Linked DNA regions of Homo sapiens: all the other regions are linked to region 1. A link is a contact called in ENCODE Hi-C data. All regions are on one chromosome and are shown on one strand. The core of a region is the stretch at or near the end of the contact, and the rest is flanking DNA. Distances in the headings are between cores, read along the strand shown.

Evidence for each region. A loop is a pair of places that touch in the nucleus more often than their neighbours do. Pooled maps may share reads with other maps.
Region 2: a loop to region 1 is called in a pooled map, with 11 times the contacts of the local background. The contact joins the promoter of YAF2 here to the promoter of LINC00938 in region 1. A Hi-C loop is called at or near these places in 2 of 37 single-sample maps with no recorded cell type and 15 of 50 pooled maps.
Region 3: a pooled map shows a loop between it and region 1 (9-fold over the local background). The contact joins the promoter of DDX23 here to the promoter of LINC00938 in region 1. A Hi-C loop is called at or near these places in 5 of 50 pooled maps.

What each region holds. Positions count from the first base shown.
Region 1 is chr12:45,726,515-45,729,295 of GRCh38, forward strand. It overlaps LINC00938 (long intergenic non-protein coding RNA 938), which reads right to left and starts at 1,407. Exons shown (of 1, transcript NR_028408.1): 1 at 1-1,407. RefSeq lists enhancers at 35-997, 703-1,422, 998-1,960 and a silencer at 2,473-2,781.
Region 2 is chr12:42,236,903-42,239,683 of GRCh38, forward strand. It overlaps YAF2 (YY1 associated factor 2), which reads right to left and starts at 1,346. Exons shown (of 4, transcript NM_005748.6): 1 at 1,253-1,346; 2 at 697-822. The coding sequence starts at 1,278. It overlaps LOC124902920 (a long non-coding RNA gene), which reads left to right and starts at 1,543. Exons shown (of 2, transcript XR_007063279.1): 1 at 1,543-1,825; 2 at 2,235-2,376. RefSeq lists silencers at 472-801, 922-991, 1,092-1,471, 1,522-1,761, 1,952-2,091 and an enhancer at 637-1,138.
Region 3 is chr12:48,850,837-48,853,617 of GRCh38, forward strand. It overlaps DDX23 (DEAD-box helicase 23), which reads right to left and starts at 1,327. Exons shown (of 17, transcript NM_004818.3): 1 at 1,248-1,327. LOC105369755 (a long non-coding RNA gene) reads left to right here and starts at 885. Exons shown (of 2, transcript XR_944925.3): 1 at 885-978; 2 at 1,214-1,713. RefSeq lists enhancers at 1,183-1,372, 2,252-2,461.

The sequences.
Region 1 (2,781 bases), core at 157-2,656:
GACTCCATTTTGAAGATAGCCTCTTCTACAGAAAAGAAATTTTTAAAAGTCAATTCTCCAGTTTCTCATCACATCTTAATTTTTTTAAAAAGGCTTTTAAACACTAGTATCACTCCAAGTCTTTAGCCTTTGATACTTGCTCTGAAAACACACTATCGTATGTTTGTGTATGTACACACACACACACAACAGTGACTTAAAAGTGGCAACCGCCTCTTGAAAAGTAAAAATATGTCATCCCTCCATTCTGCCCTTAAATGAGAAATAAAGACAATAGATTTGCCCACTGCAGACTGGGATACCAGAAAAGACGTTCTAAGTCTCGCCTGAGACAATATTAACCTGCTATCTTAAGTCCCAACTTGGATGACTTAAATTTCAGTGTACGTGCCTCCGTTCCCACTCTTGCCCCATCAGCTCCATCAGCATCGTCATCCCCGGCTCGGATCCCGGCCGCGACCCGCCAGGGCCGCCGGAGTCCGCGAATACCGCCCGCTCCCAGCAACGAAGCTCCCCGGCTCCCGGCCGACCGCGAGTTCCTGGAGCAGCAGCCTCCAAGGTTCCCAAAGCCCACGATTCAGGCGAGCGGTGCCGACCGGGCCGTGGACTGTGGCATTTTAAAACTACAGAAGTCTCACTGCACGACTGGCGCGGCCGAGGTGGCCCAGGAGACCCTCCAAGAGATTCTGGTCAGCTGCCGGGAGCGTGGAAGAGCAACCAAAGCCACCAAGGCGCCGCGCCAAGTCCCCGGAGCAGTCACCTCAGCTTTCCGTTCTCCCTCTAGTTACAATTACTCCACAGGCTTCTGGCGCTTCCTTCGAGAAAATGAAAAACTAAAAACGCGTAGAGGTGGTAGAAGTCGTTGGCATTTTCCGTTTAATGTGATCCCCCAGGCTCCATCCCTTAAGTGGGGTTTCCAAACTCGGATGCATCCTCAGCAGAGGTTTTCCATGTTGACAGATCTCTCGCCTCCCACAAAATGGGGCCGGGGAGGCGGCCGCGGTCTCCTCTATGGGCGCCGCCATTTTGTGAGGCGGCGGCGGCGCGGCGGCAGGAGCCCGGGGTGTGTATAATGGTTGAATAGAATGACCCCCTCCAGGGAATCCCCGGCACTGACGGTTACGTAAGGGGCTGTGCGCAAGTGCGGCGTTTAGGGAATCCGCACAGCCCGGGCCACGCAGCTCCGAGGCCCACATCTCCACTTCCCCTAAGAGGACCGATGGGGGAAGGGACAGCTGACCGGGTCTTCCTCGCAGCAGCCTCACCCCTAGTCTTCCGCGGCCGGCGAGCTTCTCCACCTCCCCGGGCCGGGTCTCCGCCCCTCACAGGCTTCCGAGACACTCACTGGCCCTGGGTTGTCAGGATCTTCCTAGCCACAACCTTATTCCGACCCCACTTAAGAGACAAACTTTAGTTGGGAAATAAGTCCGTTTCCTAGAGTGAGCACCGGAAGCAAGCTGCACTATATTACATAATTTTTCACCTCCAAAGCAATGTTCCCATTGGAACGACTACCTGAAATAACCCATCCAGACCCCTACTACCCTGTGACCTTGGGTTAGGCAGTGACTTTGCCCGTGGTGGCCGTCACTAAAATGGGAATAATAATACGTTTCACGTACTGTAATCTTAATTAACATTTGTAGCAAAGAGCCGGCTCCAACACCCCTCGTAAATGCAAATTTAGGTGGTAGTATTTGTTGAGATGTTTTGACTCATTTAAGCAAAGGGTTTTTTTAACCTTCAAAATATTTTAAACGAGGATTACATTTAAGACATTTGAAAGCAAGGAAAAACGTTTTATTCGGTATTTATTTTAAACGCAGCAATCTTGAAGAGACCTTACTATAAAAATGTAAACCTTAATTATTATTGTCGAAGTTCGATAGATTGCTTCCCAACCAGTTTAGTTAGTTTGCATAACTTTGCTCATAGAATACTCCAGTTTGATATGTGAAGCCAACCAGCGGCAAGATGAATTAAGAGCATTACTCTATTTCCACAGAACTAGGACAGACAGTTCACATTGTATTTAACGTATAGTTTGCTAAAGTTAGCGTGTGGATAATTCATAGAAAATGTGCTAACCAGGCCCCAAAATACTAGCATACGGCTCATAAAAGCCGATTCCTTTAGATTTTACAAAAACAGAAGGTAACAAATTGACTTTATTCCGATCTGTGAATGTTGCGTAGCGTGAGGGGCTACCCCGGTGAGCTTCCTTTCCCTTCAGAGCGCCACACCGGTTCTGTCGGGCGGGCGGGGACTCCGAGGCGGCCCTTCCAACAGCCGGGCCGGGGACGCGAACATCGCCTCCACCCCTAACCCTGGAACAACCGGTAGTGGCCGTTTCCCCGCACCGCCCCCCTTTCCGCCGGCTTTGTGTGCGTGTGAAATGTGCGGCACATTGCAGACGAACCCTAAGCCCGGCGAGTCGAGTCTATTGTTCCCCGCGAGGATCTGCCGGGGCGGTGTGGAGCCAGGCGCAGTGCCGCGGCCAGCCCTCGGGGGTCGCTGTGTGGCACTGGCTGCCAGGCCGTGGCGGCGGCAGAGAGGGAGGCTGGCGGGGAGGGAAGCAGGCGGGCGGCGCGCAGCGGCTCAGCTGCCGCCGGTGCTTCTGCCCGGGGACGCCCCGGCCTCAGCGGCCGAGGCCGCGCGTGAATGTGTGCGAGGGCCCCGCGGAGCCGGGGCCGAAATACACGCTGTCACCGCGCTTTCCACAAACCACCACACAGACCTCCCCCTCCCCACCCCCAGCCCCGCCTGCCCTAGCCCCGCCGC
Region 2 (2,781 bases), core at 96-2,595, 3.5 Mb before region 1:
AGACAGAGTTATTATACTGCAAGCTTACAATAAATAAAGTCTGAAAATAGGCAGAGATCTTTTCATCTCATTTGTCTAAGAGACTGCCATTTAATCAAACTAAAGATATAAAGGTACTTTCAGTAAAAATCTGTTCCTGTGACTGGGCTCATCTCCAACTACTTATTTATAAAATATTAGAGTACTGGAATAAAAACACTAAATAAAACCTTGATCTGACCCTTCCAGAAGTACATGTAGAAAAATAAGTTTTAATATATTGTGTATTCTGCAATCAGATACTTTTCTTTCTTTAGGAACGAAATTAAATTACATCCTTTGCTCCTAAAGAGATTTTATGGGTTTTCCTTGATCCCCACACACTAACACAACAATGCAGCCAACATTTTTATACCCAGAATGGGGAGAGGGGCATTACACCCAGCGATACGAATTAAATCGCAGTAGCTAATGCCTCCCTTAAATAATTTATTCTCTCTTGGCAGCAAAAAACGTTACAGCCTCTTCAATTACCCCTCACCGCAAACCATCGCCTGGGTTGCGATCAATGTGACCCAGTTCCTATCGCCACAGCCACCTCCGTCTGCCTCCTCCCGCCGGGTCCGCCAGTGTCATGGGAGGGGGCGGCAGCCGCAAGGGCGTCCTCTGGTCGCCACCCCGCCGGCCGGCGGCGCGAGGGGCAGGCCCGGGACTCACCGGGTGGAGGTGCCCTTCCGCACATCGCACATCATGCACTTGAAGGCCTCGGCGCTGTTCCGGAAGGTGCAGACGCTACAGTCCCAGTAACCCTCATCCGAGGACGGCTTCGGCTGCCGCTTCGGCCTGCAGGACACAACCCGGACACGACGCGGCGCGGGGTCACCAGCAGGCCGCGCCCGGTGCCCGGGCCCCGCGGCCGCCCCCGCCCCGCCCCCCGCCCCAATTCTGCGACCCCCGCCCCGCGGGCCCTCGGCGCGCCGCGCTCCGGCTGAGGGGGAAGGGAGTCAGGAAGAGGCAGGGCGCGAGCGCGGCCGCAGTCGCCGCCGCCACAGCCGCTCTGACACCCGGGCGGCCGCTCCGGTCGCCGCCGCCATCGCGGCTCCATTGTGGGGCGGCCGGCGCCGGCCCCCTCAAGCGGCAGCACTCGCACACCAGCGGCGCTGCCCCCGTGCTCGCCCCGGTGCCCGGGCGGCTAGCGAGGCGGCCACCCGAAGCCCTGCACGAGGGCCCTGCCGCCCGCACAGTCCGGGCCCCGGGGCCCGGGCGCTGTTACCTGGTGGGGCTCTTCTTGTCTCCCATGGCTTGGCTATCACCGCACGCCGAGAGTCGCCGCCGCGACCGCTCTGTTTGTCAATAAGGAGGATAATAAGCCGGGCGGAAGCGGGCGGGGGAGGAGGGAGGGAGGGGGCGGGGAAGGCCGCACCGCCGCGCTCGGGAGCCGCCGCCGGATCCCACGCAGCCTCCAGCTGTCGGGGAAACTCCTGCCTGGGCGCACGTGACCCTCGCCGGCCAACCAGCAGCCGCGCCGGAGACTTCAAACGCGGCCAGCGCGGCCCAGCACCCGCGGCGAGTTAGCCGGCGGGCGGTGCGGGGGTGGCCGCGGTGGCCGCGGCTGCCTCGGGCGCCGGCGCCGCCTCTCCGCGCTGTTCCCCCGTTGCCCCCTTGGTACCCCCGGCTGCCGGGGACTGCCTCGCGCTCCAGAGCCCCTCTGAGGAGGAAAACGTCTGTCCCACCGACTGGCAGGGGATGCTCCGTCATCCCGTGCGAAGCCTGGTCCAAGGTAGGGCCGGCCGGCGTTCGGAGGCCTGTCCAGGTCTGGACAGAAGTGCCAGCCCGGGATCTCCAGGTAGAACGACTTTCCTGGCCTCCGCTGTCCTTAGCTACCCAGCCCCCGCCTGCAGTATACCGGGGGGAAGGCGGGAACCAACACGCAGCGCCATTGCTACATGCCTTAAAGCACTGTCTGGTTTATGCACACAGATGCTCTAACAAGTAGGGATTGTCAACCCTAACTTAGAGGAATTGAAATCAAGACTCAAGAGAGATTAGGTGACTTCCTCTAGGCTATATAATTAGAAAATGACAAAGCCAAGAGTCTAACTCTGTTTTAATTCCAAACGCGCCCTTTTGGCCTCTCAGGCCTCTGCAGTAGCTGCTTTTGAAAGAAACCCCTATATACTCATAAGTCCTTTTTAAATATAAGGAGTTTGCATGTCCCCTCAACGCTGTCTGCTAACAAAAGAACACCTTCCCAGGTCTCTACGTCAACATACTAAAGGTCCTCATACTCCAGACTCCAGCAACAGCCATCTAACTGGTCTCCGAAGCTCCACTTCTACCTCCCCAATGTATTCAGTAATCCACAACCAGATTAATAATAAAATGCTGTTAATACTATGCCACCACTCTGATAAAGAACCACTAACGACTTGCCCACACTCCTTAGCCTGGCATTCAAAGGCTTCACACATTTTCCCTACCTCTGCCTCCCTCTCCCATAAGGAAAGCTGCCTCCTGACAAAGAGTGCAGATGAAATTCATTCCCTTACCAGAACCCTTCCTTCATGCACATGGGTTACTTCTGCATAAAGTATATCCCTCTTTAACTGTGCTGTTTCTGTCCATCTTTCTAGGTTTACATCAAGTCCGAATTCATGTAAAATAATTTTATAGCTAAACTACATAGGAAATAATACAGTCAGAAGCCCAGGATTCTCAGCCTGCTTCTCCTGTTTCTTAGCTGATAGACCTTGGAAGTATTGCTTAATTTCTGTAATTCTCAACGTTTTCATATTCTGAATT
Region 3 (2,781 bases), core at 77-2,576, 3.1 Mb after region 1:
TTGACAAGAGCTGTTTCAGTTGCATTGCGGGAATGGAAGCCTGAGTGGAATGAGTTTGGAAGAGAATGAAAAATGAGAAGAAGACAGTAAATACAGGCAACTTTTATTACAGGTTCTATTATCACAAGGGCCAAATAACCAGGCTGACTCTGGCCATGCTTCCCAGCAGCCTTCCTCTCAAACCTCCAGATCTTCAGGTCCTCAGTTCTTGCAGGGCAGGGGCACATTCTTTTTTTTCACTCAATGACGTATTTAACAAGCATCTACTGTACGCAAGGCACAGTGCTAGGTGCTATGTGAGTTACAAAAATAAATTCTGTTCACAGGAAGTGTTTAGAACAACAGGGTTATGAGGTCGGACGCGGTGGCTCACGCATGTAATCCTAACACTTTAAGAGGCCGAGACAGGTGGATTGCCTGAGCTCAGGAGTTCGAGACCAGCCTGGGGAACACGGTGAAACCCCGTCTCTACTAAAAATACAAAAAATTAGCCGGGCGTGGCGGCGTGCGCCTGTAATCACAGCTACTCGGGAGGCTGAGACAGGAGAATCGCTTGAACCCGGGAGGCGGAGGTTGCAGAGAACCAAGATCGTGCCATTGCACTCCAGCCTAGGCGACAGAGCGAGACTCCGTCTCAAAAAAAAAAAGAAAAGAAAAGAAAAAAAAGAACAATAGGGGGTATGAGACACATACCAAGAAGAGTATCAAGGCTCAGATGTAGTAATACAGGTGTTCAAAGGCGTTTCCTTTCACTTGTAAAAGGTGATGTGGAAGGCTTGGAAGAGGAAGTGACGCTTGAGCTTTTAAGTATAAGTAGAATTTTAAGATATGTAATTAAGGACGCGGAAAAGAAGTCATTCCCGGCAAAAGAAATAATACGGCCGGCGCAGAGGCGGGAAAACATGGACTGACTGCGAGAGAAAAGCCAGAGTTCCAGTTTGGCTGCACCAAAGGCTACTTTAAGCATGAAAGAATAAGGTCAGACTGGGGGTATCAGAGGCGCTGTGCCCATAGGCAGAGTCCTGGGAGGAAAATATCGTGCAGGGACGTGGCCTGTGCCCGGAGGAGCCAACACTACCCCTGGGGCCCGCGCCCCTTCACTCCAGCCCGCCCGAGCTTCCCGGGTTCATGCCCCTTCTCTGAGGCGTTCTTTCCCGCCTCATCCAGGAGGCAGGGGCCACCGCCGTGCCCTGACTCTAGCCCTTTCTGTAAGCTCGTGGGAACCGCCTCCACCGCCCGGGACTCACCACCCTGAGTCTGAACCGCCCAACGCGGCCTCAACGTCGCGGAGCCGTCGCCATCTTTCCCGTTTCCTGGTCGCGGAGATGAACACCCCCCACCCCCCCGGCCGCGAGGCAAGCTGGGAAGGCGAGTTCCTGGAGCTGGGCGGCACAGGCCGACACTGAGGCCTGGAAACTACCAATCCCAGAATGCATGACTTGAGCGCCGGCCCCAGGCTGCGGGGTCTGCCGGGCAATGTGGTTTGCCAGACGTTAGCGTCCGGGAAGGAAGAGTTTTTCGCCAATAGGCTTTCGGCATTAGGTTCTCCCGCCGAGCACCCTTCTTGGAATCGGCTGGTCTTCCTAGAAACTACGGTCTATGACTGTCCTTGCCCGTGGCTTACAGTGGAGGAATTTAAGGGCTTCCTGAGATATCTGTAGTACGTAATTATAGCTAACAACCGCAGTAACAATAAATACCATTCGTGGAAAAGCGGTTTTTATAATAATTCTGTGAGAATGGGGCTAGCCCCATTTTACAGTTGGACAAACTAAAGATCAGGTTACCGGAGTAGGTTCACAAGGAGGGTGATGCAGTTCTCCATTGTGTGTGGAACTATCCCAGGCTTAGGAGGACGTTTTAGCAACCTTGGCCCCTGCAGCCGGGTGAATGCCATAACAACCCCCAGTTATTGTTACAGCTCCAAATGAGCCCACACAATGGGCTCTAAAGTCCTCCCGGAAGGATGGTATCTCCTGGGCTCTAGCACCTGTTTTCTCAACATTCCAGATGGAACCCTGGTTTCCTCAATTTCTTGCCCTTTGGAATGTGACCAATTGTTGAGCTATCTTGGTATTTTTGCTTCTTTCTTCCCCCAGATTCCCCTACTTCAGTCTTCCACTGAGTTTTGTTGTTGCTGTTGTTGTTGTTGTTGATGTTGTTGTTGTTGTTTTAACCTCAAATCGTAAGTTCACTTTGTGTTTCTCTTTGGTCTTATGGGTTCATAACTCTTTCCCTCAAAACAAAACAAAACATTGCAGTTGCGGAAACGGTTTAGATAACCAGAAGTATCTCGGACCTCCCTTCCCATTTTGCCAGCAGCAGGTTTGTTGCTTCAATTCCACATGGCTGTAGGTCTGCCTTTTCTCTCTGAATATGCCCAAGCTCTCAAGCAGAGCCTCAGGATAGACCCAAGTAATCCTAAAGCCCTGAGCATCACGTACAATGGCCCAAAGTAACCCTCGGAGACACACACTTCTCTTAGAACCTGCAGCCTTTCACCTCCCAGCTTCTACTCCAGAGAGAACGCAAGGGAAAGAAGAGAGCTCTGAGATCTGTTAGGTGTAATTCACCACAAAAGCACGAGAGGGCGCTCGACTCACAGATTCACAGATTAAACTAAGAATCAGACCAACCATGGTAGGCCAGAATCTTCAAAAACTGCAGCCACTTTTTATTGAGAATCTTCTAAGTGCTCAGCTCTGGGCTGGACACTTAACCTACCTTATTTGTTTTACTTAGTTCTCATAGCAGTATGAGATGAGTGCTATCTCCATTTTA